Linked DNA regions of Mus musculus: region 2 is linked to region 1. Evidence: chromatin loops called from intact Hi-C (ENCODE). Cell type or tissue: left cerebral cortex. All regions are shown on one strand. Links, peaks and the distances in the headings refer to the core of each region. The heading gives the core; the rest is flanking DNA.

Region 1 (7,545 bases), core at 2,111-6,110:
TGGAGGGGGTGCCCGGTTCTGAGGCTGCAACTAAATTTCACCTACCAGAGGAGAGCGGAAGAAAAAAGAACGTTGAGGATGAGAAAGGTCCAGAAAGTCAGTGCTGGGCAGGGCTTTGGAGTGTGTAGAAATCTCTGGAACCTTGCAACAGCCCTCTTTTACGTACTACTGAAGGTTAAATATTAACCCAGTCCCCTACTTAGCAACCTAATTGAAGAAATGGGGTATTCTCTACTGAAGGAGTTATGTAATTCAGTCTATTGTATTCTTTTTTTTGTTTGTTTTTGTTTTTGTTTTCCATTTTTTATTAGGTATTTAGCTCATTTACATTTCCAATGCTATATCAAAAGTCCCCCATACCCACCCACCCCCACTCCCCTACCCACCTACTCCCCCTTTTTGGCCCTGGCGTTCCCCTGTACTGGGGCCTATAAAGTTTGCGTGTCCAATGGGCCTCTCTTTCCAGTGATGGCCGCCTAGGCCATCTTTTGATACATATGCAGCTAGAGTCAAGAGCTCAGGGGTACTGGTTAGTTCATAATGTTGTTCTACCTATAGGGTTGCAGATCCCTTTAGCTCCTTGGCTACTTTCTCTAGCTCCTCCATTGGGAGCCCTGTGATCCATCCATTAGCTGACTGTGAGCATCCACTTCTGTGTTTGCTAGGCCCCGGCATAGTCTCACAAGAGACAGCTACATCTGGGTCCTTTCGATAAAATCTTGCTAGTGTATGCAATGGTGTCAGCGTTTGGATGCTGATTATGGGGTGGATCCCTGGATATGGCAGTCTCTACATGGTCCATCCTTTCATCTCAGCTCCAAACTTTGTCTCTGTAACTCCTTCCATGGGTGTTTTGTTCCCAATTCTAAGGAGGGGCATAGTGTCCACACTTCAGTCTTCATTCTTCTTGAGTTTAACACAACATAGCTGGCATACCATAACAATATGTGCAGAATGAAGAAATGAAACCCCAATGTAAGAAGAGTCATTCCAGACAAATTCGTGGTAATTGGGAGGGCCAAAGTTATGTTTTAGGTTTTAATTACCGTGCCTAAGCCATCTATAAAACAAAAATACCTCTAACTTGTAAGCCACTTGCCCAAGGATAGATTCTGCCTGAGATGCCAGAGTCTACCATTTATATAAAATAACAAGACCCTAAACAAATTTGTTTGACTCAACTGCACCGTATGTATATGACCGTAGGTGGGAGGTACTTAGGAAATATGTCAGAATATATACTTGTCCCCAACTGGGGTCTGGAATGTTTCCCCTGCCTACCAGCTTTGAGTACTTTGAAGATATCATTGTGATGACGTTTGCTCCCTATTACTTTTTTATATCTTATTCTTTGGCAAGTTCATACTTTTAATGATAAGTCATTCATGCATACAGCCGTTACCTTGAATGCATATATTTTATGCTGCCTACTATAAAGTTAACTGGTCATATTTACACTAATTTTGCCTATTTCTAAATTCTTTTCTAGGATTTAAAGATTTACCCCTTGGAGTGAAGGAAAAGGCAGGAAAAAAAATCTTCATTTCAATGCATTCTTCACTGGGAAAATGGCAGCAGGCAGAGAGAGAGAGAGAGAGAGAGAGAGAGAGAGAGAGAGAGAGAGAGAGAGAACACCAGGGTTTGAATTAGAATGTGAAGAGGGAACTTGACTGGTGGCTGAGAGTTAAAACTATTGGGTTCCTAACATTTAAAAGTAATAAGGTCACTTTTTAAATGACCTGACTCACACAGGCACTGGGTACATTTGTCTGTGAACGTAATTAAAAATTTAATACCACTCCTTCCCATTCCATGGCTATAACTTTTATTTCTGACAAGCAAATTAAACTGCTCAAGTCTCAAGGTGAGGACCACTGGGATTTTTATCTTTTCATTCGTCTTGAGCACAGGATACCCCCTAATGCCGGGACCTGCAATACTACTCTTTCCTGCTTAAAATCAGCAATCCTACAGTGGCTTCTGTCCTCTTCATCCCATGTCATTCTGTCCCAAATCTTTATCAAATGATGGTAAGGGCAATACTCTCCGTGGTTCAGAGGATAGATGTACATTAGGAAGCTCCTTTTGTGTTCTGAATTGTTGTACTCTTCAAAGTTAATAGTTCTACCTAATACTGATTTAAGGCATGCTATACAAAATTGAATAAGTAATTTTATTACCAACAAGAGAAAGGCATTTCTGTCACACAGTAAAAGATCATGGACTTCCCATGGTGTGAGAGATGAAAACCCTTCTGTACACCAGAAGTCTGTGCAAGAGTTTTCAGGAGAGCTTCAGATGGGCTCCTGGGAGCTGCCCTAGCTGCTGCCTTACCGTGCCTGTTACTAATTGTCCCACTGGCTCCTTTATGGCAGCATGAAAATAATGATCTGTTTCTTCTTGACACACTGGACTTAGGATCAGAATCGTAGAAGCTATGTAGAAGCTATTTCATATTGCTATAGTAAAGAGTGGAGTCTATCTCTCAGTAGAGTTTAGATGGAGACACATCATTGTCTCCTCCAAGAGTTCAGTTTAGCAGCAGGTCAGTCATCTGGCCCAGGACCATTTCTCTGGAAAGCAGGTCCTTCTTAAACTATGACTTAGGCAGCTACTTGGCAACATTTTACTCCTTTTGACTGGTTAATGATAAATGTACTCACCTGCTTGGTCATTCCTCAAGATCAAGCAGGGGAAATAAGAAACAGAAGCTCTGGTGGCCAAAAGAATACTCATCTTAAAAATTTTAAAGTCTTTGTACAACATTATTTCTGGCATTGGAGAGGAAAACTTAGCTCAGTGGTTAAAAGCACTGACTATTCTGATGGTCCCGAGTTCAAATCCCAGCAACCATATGGTGGCTCTCAACCATCTGTAACAAGATCTGATGCCCTCTTTTGGAGTATCTGAAGACAGCTACAGCATACTTACATATAAAAAAATAAATAAATCTTTTAAGAAAAAAACAAGAGAGGAAAATGTGCTCCCCACATGATCCAGACTGCGTGTAGGTGGCAGCCAGGATGGGGACAGGGGACAGTTCACGTTTCATTTCCCACACAGCCTCTTCGCTAAGCATTTTGTTCAAATTGTTTGGCTAGCCATTAAACGCGTGCCTAGTCAACACAAAACCCTGCCCCCTTTCTCTCTCTCTCCTCTTCTCTGAAGCCTTTAAGCTGAATTGGAAGCAACTATAAAAATTCTCATTTTTGCTTTTTACCTATGTGAAACATTTCCAAGGGATGAGCCATTAAATTCCCACCTAATAAAATAATTTTTGACTCTTTGATTTATTTATAACTACCCTGCCAAGGCATTCTTATCTTCCAGACCCAGTCACCAACATTCTCCAATGAGAGTCCAAACTTCATTAACAGAGAAGTCATGGTTTCACAGGAAAGAGAAGCAGCCTTTGGGAGACTGGGTCCTGGGGGTTAGGGTACAAAATCTGAAGATGTAAATGTTTGGCTGAAGCGCAGAGCTCTCCTTTTGCTAGGATCTGGCTTTTGAAACCAAATTACTAATGTGAGGCAGCAGAGAATGTTCTCATAAATCACCCTGTCTGGAAAAATCAGATTTCTTCTTAAAATACTAATTGAAATTACACGTGTTTTAATTAAAACAACATCTGCCCTAGGCTGAAGAGCATGTTTTGGGATGCAGAGAAGGTAGGTTTCTAAAATGTCCTCAGATCTACTTAATAAAGCGAAGTTTATACTTTCCCAGGGTTAAAAGGGTACATTGCCTCCCGCAGTGTCTGGAGTTTCCCAGAGGCTGGAGACGTTCCCTGGACTCAAGAGATTAGTCAGGGTCAAGGGAACAGATGAAGAACGTGCTTCTTGTGTGATGTGACGAATATTGCTTGTGAGGCCTGCTTCCCAGAATGGAGTTAATGTGGCCCAGAAGCCTTTGCTACATCTGATCAACTGCCACAGGTTGGGGAATAACCAATGCATGCAGGCATACATGCATATATCTGTCTGAATTAGTGGACAGAACCTTGTAGAGCTCTCTGCTTTTTAGTTCTGCCAGGAGACACAGCACAACACCATATTCCAAACAGGAATTGCATGGTGACCAGGGTGTTTCTTAATTCTAAGCTTCCAAATTCACATAGAGTTTTCACAATGATTTCAAAGGAATCACTGTTACGGAGGCCACGACAAAGGTGCTGGTATCTGTTTAGTCCTCAAAAACATACATTTGTGACTTCAGGTTTAGGTAAGAACATATGTCAAAGTTTAGCTGAAAGTAAGTATTGCTAGGTTTTGAATTCTTTAAGTGCAGATACTGGTCAAAAATTCACTCATGGGATGGATAACATTTACAAGCCATGTTTCCCCTCGGATCAGCAGTAGCTCAATGGTGATTCCCCACCGTTTGTCTTCTGCACAGCAGCTCCTCCTGCAGGCCTCCAGAGAAAGTACACCGTCTCATTGCATAAAGATCTGGTGTACGGAGAGACGAACTTGTAATCCTATGGACTACTTCTGTCATCTCCTCATTCATTTTGGTTAAATACGGAACATTTTCTGTCATTCTTTAAAGATCGCCAGCATACTCTATTAAGTTTTTAGAATGGCCAAAAATATTTTTAAACCTAAATATTTAAAATAAATTGGGACAAAGGAAGAAAGTTAGGACAGAGTAGTCTTCCATTCCCACTGATGAAAGAAGAGAGAGACTCAAAACTGAAAGACGCGCAGTGGGTTTGCAGCCTAGATCTCATTATTGTGTGGAGTACGAGCTGCATTTGCCTGCTACCCAGGGAGGGCTTGTGCTCCACTTTTGTTCATTTTTAGGGACACATGGTAGGAAACAGCTCCTTGCTGGTTTCAAAAACAGCCAGCGGTGCCTCCTTTGCTGTTAGGACAGGCAGGGAGGCCTGTGCCCAGAGAGAAGCCCCATTGGGTGACAAAGAAAAAAGTTTAGCCAAAGCGAAGAACAACCAATATAGAAAGGTTGTGTTCTCGTGGCAACACCAGGGGGTGGTAATGTCAGAGAGCAAAGGGGTCCTGGCTCATGAAGTGATGGACACACTCTCCCCTTCAGTTCAGGGAGATGTGCCAGGGAATTAGAAAGATGCTGACGGCATTCTAGACCTGGCTTGCCTGCCAGAGATGTGGCCTGGAACCATCATCACTCAGGGGAGCCAAGTGAGATACTCTGTCACCATGCTTTGGGGATGCAGGTGCCCTGCCAGCACAGACATCATCGGCAATGGGCGACTCAGTCATATGTGGAAAGTGTTGTTTCCCACCAAATCCCAAATCTCATCTAAATGAGTCTGCTTACAATCATGGATTTGACAGGATACCTGCAGCATCTCCTCAAGTTCCTGGACTTTGTAGGTAAAGGCTGGACCACACAATTCCCTCCACTCATCCGTCTCCTCACTTGGGATCCTGTAATGCCCCTCTAGATCTACTCTTCATAATAAGTAACGTACTATTCATCCATCCATCACTGATGGATGAATATACTCAGCAAATGTACTCTGAGCGCCTATTACAGGCACAGAAAAGCTCCAGGCATCATGGAATATCAAAATAAATACAACTCAGGGGTGCACCCTGACAGATTATCCAATCCCAAGCGGTCAGCTTTATGCACATACAAACACTAGCAACATTAACTGGACTCAGCAGGTGTATGCATGTACAGCCATAGTAATTATAATTATTAAACACAAAAATTTATTAAACATAAAATATGAAAATAATTAAAGAATTTATTTGCAATAATAATAATTAAAGGATTTAATTATTATTAACATTAACTGGACTCAGCGGGTATGTGTACGCACAACAATAATAATAATTAAGGAGTTTATGGCCAATAATTTGGGAGGGAGTAGGGAAAGGACATGGGAGGAGCTGGAGTGGTAGAGGAAAGGGTAGGTATTACAAAGAAAATAATCATGTATAAAATTCCGGAAATAAAATTTAAGCTTCAAAACAATGAATAATTAAACATAACTCTATCCCTAACCGATTAATCCCTGCTTTAGAGCACATGTGAAAAGTTCTGAGTCAGGGAAGTAGCTTTCATCAGGAAGGGATACCCAAGCCGGGCTTCAAGTAACATGAGAGGTCAGGAGGTGCAAGCCCACATGTGCCTTAGGGACTCTGTTCTGTTGAGTAGTGAAGGGTGAGGACTATGGGCTCCATTGGGAACTGTGCAGTTCTGGGAACTGTCCAGTGCTGAAATAAGCTTCGAAATGGAACCATAAAGGGATGTGCTATGATACAGTCTTTTCACCGAAGCTAATCTCCCCCAACCCCCGACCCCAAACCAACCTTCATCACATAGAGGGAAAATTAACATTTCTGAATGTTGCAAAGAATGTTATGTATAGGCATTAACTTTAGCTGCTGTGCCCTGTCATTAGGAAGAATCCAGGACCTTTGTATATAGCACACTCAACCTCAGTTTGCAGAGACATATGCATAGTCATGGAAACAGCCCAATGGGAAGACAAGGAACACAGAGGCAGCTAGGCTCCAGACTGTGGTACTGCTTGCTTCTCCGTAGATGTAATGGACTAGTGTGACCGTTGCTTAGTCAACCACTTCCTAATAATGGAGCCCTCTGAAGATGATCCTTCCCTCGAGTGCAAATGTGGCTGTCAGCCCACTCTCACGCCAATTAAGGGGATAGCCCAAGAGAGCTGAAATTTAAACTGAGACCTCAGAACCAATGGTGGAAAAAAGCTGGATTCCTTCTGAGATTCTAAGGGCCCACCCTCATGCAACTACAACAGTTAAGGAGAAAATGAACAGACTTTTTGGCTGTTCATAAACATGGAATCCTTTTCTCTGGTTTGTGTTTCCTTTAATTTGTTCACTTAACATTTTTCTTAAATGTAACTCAGCTATCCACTCAGCCAATATTCATCAAGTCTCTCTTAGGGGTCACATACCATTGCAGACACACAGAATACATCAGAGAATAAGACAAGGCATCCATCCCTTATTAGCTCATTCCCCAGTGGAGGGGAAAGAAACAAGACCAGTAAGCAATGTTGCATACAGTGATCCTCATTGGCTTGCAGTTATGTCACAACAAGCCATTATAAGTTGACAGTATTGTAAGCGAATGCATTTACGACACCCAACTTACTGAACATCATAGCTTAGCAACATGGCACATGGCGGAACATGAGTTCTTTCCCCATGATTTCATGCCTGATTTGAATTTGTCACTTAATGCCACTACCCAGTATTGGAAGAGAATATGGTATGACACACCATCAGCATGAGATAAAATAAAAATTCAAAATTCAAAGAAGTTTTTTTTTTCTGCATGCATATTATTGTCGTAGTATCTTAATTAAAAGGCTGTAAGTGGAAACATCTTAAATAGGGACCATTGCTATTAAGAACCAGCCAAGGAAGGAGCTACTGTGGCTTGATGGATGGTGGTGCAGCATCTCTTGGGAAAGGGGCATCTGCTGCGGGGAGGACACAGTGTGTGGACACCTCAGAAAGAGGATCCTTTAAGCTCATGATCCCAGGTGATGTCACCGAAACTTTCAGAGACAAC
Region 2 (7,545 bases), core at 1,504-5,503, 220 kb before region 1:
ACCTTTTCCAGAAAGCTGTGTTTTTTAGTCACGTAAAATTGGCCCTCTTATTTCTCATTAGCAAAGTTGGTCAGAGAACCAACTTGGAGTTTCTTGCAGCATCCCCTGAGTTATGGTGGTCTCTGCATCTATGAAGAGTGTGGCCCTTCAAGTCATCCTTGTTGGTTTGGGCTAAACTGTCTGCCCCCAAAGAGAGGCTGAAGTTCTAGTCCACGGGACATGTTTGAAACAGTCTTTGCAGCTGTAAAGGAGCACCTTTTGGGAGCACCTACCACAGAAACAGATGATCTCCGAGGAAAAGGAGAGGACACATATAAACAGAGATGTTTGGGAGGAGGAAAGCAGCGTTAGAGCCAGGGATTGGAGGTACCTATCTAGAACCTGAGCGGCATGGAGCCCCAGAACCTAGAAGAGATTCTGGAGGGAGCAGGGCCCTGCCAGAGCCTTGGTTTCAGCCTTCATGATCCCAGAACTGTGAAAGAGAAGTTTACATTGTTTGGAAACCACCTGCTTTGCACTGCTTCCTTCCAGCAGCCCCAGAAAAAGAGAAGGTGGAGGAGATTACCTCCCAATCCACTTCTCTCCATCAGTTCTTGGGCTGATGTCCCGAGGGCTTGGAACAGTTCAGGAGCCACGAGGCACCCAGCTCTGTCGTCCCAACTGGTGTTCCTGGGTGCTGAACATTTGGGAGGCTGACAACTCTAAGCTGCTGCTGTATTGAAAAAAGATCTCTCTGAGGAATAGTAGCTGCCCTGCCCAAGTCTTAAAGTCCCTGGAGGGGAGGACAGCCCCCAGCCCATTACCCGCTGGCTGACCTTGTGACAGAGGTCGTTTTCTTTCTTGTAGGATGAGATTTTGGTTGAGTCCATGCTCAGCAGCTCTCCGAGGAGTCAGAACTAGATGTTCTTCATCAGAGCCTATACTCCAGTGTCCCCCTACCTCCCTCCTTCTTCTGAAGAGGCACCATTACCATGGCTCTCTCTGAGGACCCAAAGCTTCAAGGGAAGCTGTCCTCTGAGGACATAGCCCATTCTTATCCAGTGAGGCTCATTTTCCCCATCCCGCTTAAGAGTCTAAGTCCTGGGTGGGATATGAGAGCTGGCATGTCCGGCAAAGCTTCCACGGCTGTGACTGTTAATTAGGGGACCATGCTTTGAGCCTCACTGGCCTGAGCTGCCTGAGTTGATGGGATCTCACTGGTTGAATCTGGTAGGACCCATGGCCAGACAGGACAAGTCTGTGAGGAGGGATTTGCAGAAGCTAATTTGCATATGGGAGTTTCCATGCTGGGAAATTATATGGAAGCCTCCCTGTGTCTTGGGGATTGGGTATGATGTCAGAGGTTGATTTCTGAGTCTAGCCCCTGGGTCTGGGTCTCAGTTCTTAGAAGTGAACTGGGCAGAAGCTCAAAGTGATGGTTTCTGTGTAACAGAAGAGTCCCCAACATTATCCCTTTGGGCCGATGAGACAAGGTTTAATTTAGAAAAGAGGAGAAGAGGAAAGCAAACTTTCATGTGTATACACCTGTACAACTGCACATGTCTTGTGCACATGCATGCATGTGTATATGAACTAGCATGCAACCATATGCAGGAATACATGTCCACCTGAGTGTGGACATGTTTTGGGGGAGACACATATATAACACAGAGATGCAGTCTTGAAAAGTGTTTTGGCTTTACTTGGGCAAGACAAAGCCACCGGCACCTGCAGCTCTTCCACAAAGGTGACAAGAGTGCCACCCAAAGTGAGCAAACCCTGTGTGTTTGAATGCTCGCTGCACTTGAAGCCATCTATTTTTGTGTGAAAGATCTCTTTGCTGTTCTGTTCCTGAATATCTTGCGCTTGCTGCTTCCAACCTTGCTCCCCTACCCGGCGAAGCCCTCCAGTAAGCCTTTCATTGCGGCTCTGCCTTTCTGTGTGGATTACACGGAGGGAAGTTTAGAATCTCTTTTAGCTTTTGTTGCTGTTCCCCTCTCTGGCCGCTTGTTTTGAGGCTATAGATATTTTACCTCACAGAGAGGGGATCTGAGCGCTCTGAGTTCTTTGTTCACAGATAAACCTGGGCCTGGAGCCCTGCTTCTTGCAGATGCACAGAATCTGTGCCGAGCCATCTGCCAGCAGGTGGCAGAGCGCGCATCCTGCTAGTTTTGATAGGCGCTTCCAGAGTTTGCACTGAGCACTGTCTGTTCCGACTGCCCCTCTCTATTATAACTTACGAGGCAGGAGCTTGGGTCCTGAGGTTAACTGCATTCTTATTTCTGGCATGTTCCCGCCATCCCGCTGTCTGAGATCTGCTCCGTTATATTTTCTGTGGTTTTGTCCTCTCTCAGTGCCCTCCTCATTTGTCCCAGGAGCTGGCTCAGAGCGCTCTTACAGCCGCTGATTCCAGACCTGAGAGCGACCCTTGATGAGTGGTCACAAGTCCAGCCAGGACTTGTGTGATTAGTCATGTGAAAGGCCAGTCCTCTTGAGGCAAGAGAACAAGTCTGGGGGTATGATTGATGTCCCACAGCAATACCAAGAAGCTTTCCAGCCCCTCCCCCATAACCTTGCTGGTCTCTTCATCTGTTCTATCCCTTTCCTTCCTTCTTTCTCCTTGCAGGCCTTCCTCAGTGAGTCACTAAAACCTGAACCTTCTCTCAGGATCTGCTTCTAGGGACCCAAAGTAGAGCTGAATAGAATGTCTAGGTGTGTGTGTGTGTGTGTGTGTGTGTGTGTGTGCATATGTGTGCATATGTGTGCATGTGCATGAACACACATATGTGTGCATATACACATGTGTGTGCATGTGTGTGCATATGCATCTGTGTGCACAAGCATGTGTGTGTGTGTGTGTGTGTGTGTGTGTAGCTACTTGAATACTATTCTTCACGCTCATCCTCTCTGTGCCCCATTGAGCATTACATGTCTGGGACCTCTTCTGGTGCTATTTATGCATCCAGCTCTCTGCTCCTCCCTGCTCATAGTGGAGCTGTCGTTGTATACAGCCATTTACAAATGGCAGCAGATTGCCTCTTCTCTATGTGACCACAGACACAGTCTTTATGCATTTCCTTGCATGTGGAGCCTTGGCCTGGAGTGACAGATGCCTAGGTGAACAGCCACTGGGGATTCATGCCAAGACTGAAGGCAGTATGCCTAGCTTCATGGAGCCCTACAGATGGCTCCATGGCTTCGCTGGCTCTCAAGTGTGTCTCTTCTCACACCCTCTTCTACAGCTGGAGACCCATCCAGTGGTGGCTTGTATTCTGGTGCTGGGTTTCCACTGTTGTTCTAATTTTCTCCACATTGCAGGGAACGTTCAGTGTCGTCTCTATGTGCACTTGTCAGATAGCTCCCATTCACAGAAACACCTACTGGTTTAAAAAAAAAAAACAACAATTTAAAGACATTCTTTGTTTATTGTAGACATTAATCCCTTGCTGCTTTATTCAGCAAGAGTATCTCCGTCGAGTGGACCGTCTGTCTTTTTCCTTGGCTTGTGGCATCCTTTGCTGAGAGGAAGTCCTTGGGATTGCTGCCTTATGTTCTCACCGTCACGGGGAGATTTGGATGAAATAGCTCTTTTATATCTCACTTGGTATTTAGCACACTGTTCCCAATAGAAGCAGGTAGAAATCCACAGGGAGCGGTGTCAAAGGGCAGGAACACATCCACCTTTCCTACACTCTGGATTTCTCTTCTCCAAACCCTATTTGTGTTTTGGAGCCTTCATGGGCAGGGGCCCTCATGGGTCATCTCCCTGAACCCTAGAGATAGGTGTCTTGACTTACTTGAACAACAAGGACACTCCATGTTAACAAGCCATGCTAGACCCCACACCACTGCACAAACAACAGGAGCATGACTCCAGGCAGCCCTTCCTAAGAGGGATGTTTCGTCTCTGTGCATCTTGTTAGGTTCCCTGTCATTGGTATTGGTCATCAATGTCCAAGCAATGGATGCAGAACCGAGCTGCCTGTGGTGCGTGCTGGAGCTGAGGAGACAAGCTTTCTCCTTAGTCTTCGGAGACTCCTGGCGGGCTTTTAGAGAGCATTGAGCACATTGGTAGGTTGGCCTTATGAGAAAGGATTGTTGAAAGGATACCTTTGATTCCCCCCAGGAATGCCTGTAGGAGAGGCTCTCAGACAAGCAGGCACAGATAATAGGGCTGGCACTGCCTGCAGAGCTAGACCTCAGCCTGGCCTGTTGCCTGGGCCAGGACCCAGCAAGTGTTTTCTGTGAAGAGCCAGATAGTAAACACTTCAGGTGTGGATGGCGAGTCTTTGTCACAGTGATGCTTCTCTTCCAGTGCAGCACAAAAGCAGCTATAAACATGGCAATGCATGCGTGAGCCGTGGGCCAATAAAACTTGATTGACAAACCTCGGTGCCGGCCAAGCCCTGGTTATTGTGACAAATATTCATGGGGGTGCCCACACGTGGTCTAGCCACCTTCCAAGTCTCTACCCTTTAATAAGATTATGCTAGTAACACTTAAGTTTGGTGTGTGTGTGTGTGTGTGTGTGTGTGTGTGTGTGTCTCACAAGCAGTGACATTTATGGCTGTGAATTTGCATATTGTTTTTGGCTACTTTAGGAGAGTGACGGCAAGGTTGAATAGAAACTCTGGGGGCCGTATGGCCCTTCTGTGGTTTAATGCTGAAATGTCACCACAGGAGCATGTTCTGAGTGCTTGCTCTCCCAATTGTGGTGACATTTAGAGACTGTGGAGTCTTTAGAGGAGAGGCCTGGTTGGTGGAAATGGGTCATTAGGAGCAAGTCCATGAAGCTTTAGCCATATGGTTCCAGCCTGTTTTTGCTGCTTCTTGTCAGCCATTGCTGTCTGGCCTGCTGGTTTTGCCTTCTCTGCCTTCTTGTTCTGTGACCTTCTGAAGCCTTGAGCTTAGATAAAGTCCCTCCTTCAAGCTGTTCCTGTCAAGTCTTACACTGACAGAGAGAAGAAAAGTAACCAATGTTTCTCTCATTCAAACACATGACATCTGCTCTCAACCCCTTGCTAAGGCTGTCTGAGAATCCAGGGAGAGAAAGGGACTGTAAGACCCTCTGCCTCCTTTCTGGAAGCATGCACGGTTAGACTTATCTGTGACTGTAAGATCCCAAGAGCGGTGACTGGCGTGGAAGCTCTGGCTCTTGTAGCCAGCGACAAGCCCAGCAGTCATGGATGCTACAACCTGTCCCTCCTTCATTGCTGTCAGACTGAAACCAAACTGTGGGACCCTGGAGCTGTGTTGTGACAGAGTCAAAGTATGGCATGATAGGGAAGGACAGCTGCTCTGGGCACCATCCATAGGCACTGCTACCATCTTTTTTTTTTTTTTTTTTTTAAATTGTGTGTCCTGGTTAGTTTTATACCAATTTGATGCAAACTTCAGTCATTTTGGAAGAGGGACTCTTTATTTATTTATTTGTATTAGATATTTTCTTTATATACATTTCAAATGCTATCCTAAAAGTTCCCTATACCCTTCCTCTGCCCTGCTCCCCTACCCTTCCACTCCCGCTTCTTGGCCCTGGCATTCCCCTGTACTGGGACATATAAAGTTTGCAAGACCAAGGGTTCTCTCTTCCCAGTGATGGCCGACTAGGCCATCTTCTGCTCCATATGCAGCTAGAGACACGAACTCCGGGGGTACTGGTTAGTTCATATTGTTGTTCCACCAATAGGGTTGCAGACCCCATCAACTCCTTGGGTGCTTTCTCTACCTTCTTCATTGGGAGCCCTGTGTTCCATCTTATAGATGACTGTGAGCATCCACTTCTGTATTTGCCAGGCACTGGCATAGCCTCATACAAGACAGCTATATCAGGGTCCTCTCAGCAAAATCTTTCTGGCATATGCAATAGCGTCTGGGTTTGGTGGCTGATTATGGGATGGATCACCAGGTGGGGTAGTCTCTGGATAGTCCAACCTTTCGATCTATCTCCAAACTTCGTCTCTGTGACTCCTTTCATGGGTATTTTCTTCCCTATTCTAAGGAGGAATGAAGTATCCACCCATTGGTCTTCCCTCTTCTTGATTTTCTTGTGTTTTGCAAATTGTATCTTGGGTGTTCTGTTTCTGGGCTAATATCCACTTATCAGTGAGTACATATCTAATGACTTCTTTTGTGACTGGGTTACCTCACTAAGGATGATATCCTCCAGATACATCCATTTGTCCAAGAATTTCATAAATCCACTGTTTTTAATAGCTGAGTAGTACTCCATTGTATAAATGTACCATATTTTCTGTATCCATTCTTCTGTTGAGGGACAACTGGGTTCTTTCCAGCTTCTGGCTATTATAAATAGGCTGCTATGAACATAGTGGAGCATGTGTTCTTATTACCAGTTGGAACTTCTTCTGGGTATTATATGCCCAGGAGAGGTATTGCTGGCTCTTCCGGTAGTATTATGTCCAAATTTCTGAGGAACCTCCAGACTGATTCCAGAGTGGTTGCACCAGTTTGCAATCCCACCAGCAATGGAGGAGTGTTCCTCTTTCTCCACATCCTCACCAGCATCTGCTGTCACCTGCATTTTTCATCTTAGCCATTCTGACTGGTGTGAGATGGAATCTCAGGGTTGTTTTGATTTGCATTTCCCTGATGAAAAGGATGTTGAACATTTTTTCAGGTGCTTCTCTGCCATTCGGTATTCCTCAGTTGAGAATTCTTTGTTTAGCTCTGTACCCCATATTTAAATGGGGTTATTTGAATTTCTGGAGTCCAGCTTCTTGAGCTCTTTGTATATATTGGATATTAGTTCCCTATCAGATTTAGGATTGGTAGAAATCCTTTCCCAATCTGTTGGTGGACTTTTTGTCTTATTGACAGTGTCTTTTGCCTTACAGAAGCTTTGCAATTTTATGAGGTCCCATTTGTCAATTTTTGATCTTACAGCACAAGCCATTGCTGTTCTGTTAGGAATTTTTCCCCTGTACCCATATCTTCGAGGCTTTTCCCTACTTTCTCCTCTATTAATTTCAGTGTCTCTGGTCTTATGTGGAGGTCTTTGATCCACTTAGACTTGAGCTTTGTACAAGGAGATAAGAATGGATCAATTCACATTCTTCTACATGATAACCGCCAGTTGTGCCAGCACCATTTGTTGAAAATGCTGTCTTTTTCCCACTGGATGGTTTTAGCTCCCTTGTCAAAGATCAAGTGACCATAGGTGTGTGGATTCATTTCTGGGTCTTTAATTCTATTCCATTGATCTACCTGTCTGTCATTGTACCAGTACCATGCAGTTTTTATCACAATTGCTCTGTAGTACAGCTTTAGGTCAGGCATGGTGATTCCACCAGAGGTTCTTTTATTGTTGAGAATAGTTTATGCTATCCTAGGTTTTCTATTTTTCCAGATGAATTTGCAAATTGCCCTTTCTAACTTAGTGAAGAATTGAGTTGGAATTTTGATGGGGATTGCATTGAATCTGTCGATTGCTTTTGGCAGGATAGCCATTTTTACTATATTAATCCTGCCGATCCATGAGCATGGGAGATCTTTCCATCTTCTGAGATCTTCTTCAATTTCTTTCTTCAGAGACTTGAAGTTCTT

Evidence for each region. Hi-C counts contacts between places; a loop is a spot of excess contacts. Peaks named below come from ENCODE experiments on the same cell type or tissue, not always from the same donor. Only the 100,000 strongest peaks of a DNase experiment are listed, where the experiment ranks them.
Region 2: a loop joins it to region 1, with 9 times the contacts of the local background. A loop is called at or near these places in 16 of 42 quality-filtered maps.

The regions. Positions count from the first base shown.
Region 1 is chr15:30,924,661-30,932,205 of GRCm38, reverse strand. The region is part of intron 17 of Ctnnd2 (catenin (cadherin associated protein), delta 2); the gene reads right to left. It overlaps Gm52177 (a long non-coding RNA gene), which reads left to right. Exons shown (of 2, transcript XR_003951490.1): 2 at 1,490-3,274. Among named protein-coding and RNA genes, the nearest start is that of Gm52177, 4.4 kb to the left of the region's middle. In left cerebral cortex, for the core only: a CTCF peak has its summit at 4,411 (motif pointing left); a DNase peak (open chromatin) is centred at 4,396.
Region 2 is chr15:31,145,586-31,153,130 of GRCm38, reverse strand. No RefSeq gene overlaps it. Among named protein-coding and RNA genes, the nearest start is that of Gm32070, 14 kb to the right of the region's middle. In left cerebral cortex, for the core only: a CTCF peak has its summit at 2,119 (motif pointing right); a DNase peak (open chromatin) is centred at 2,127.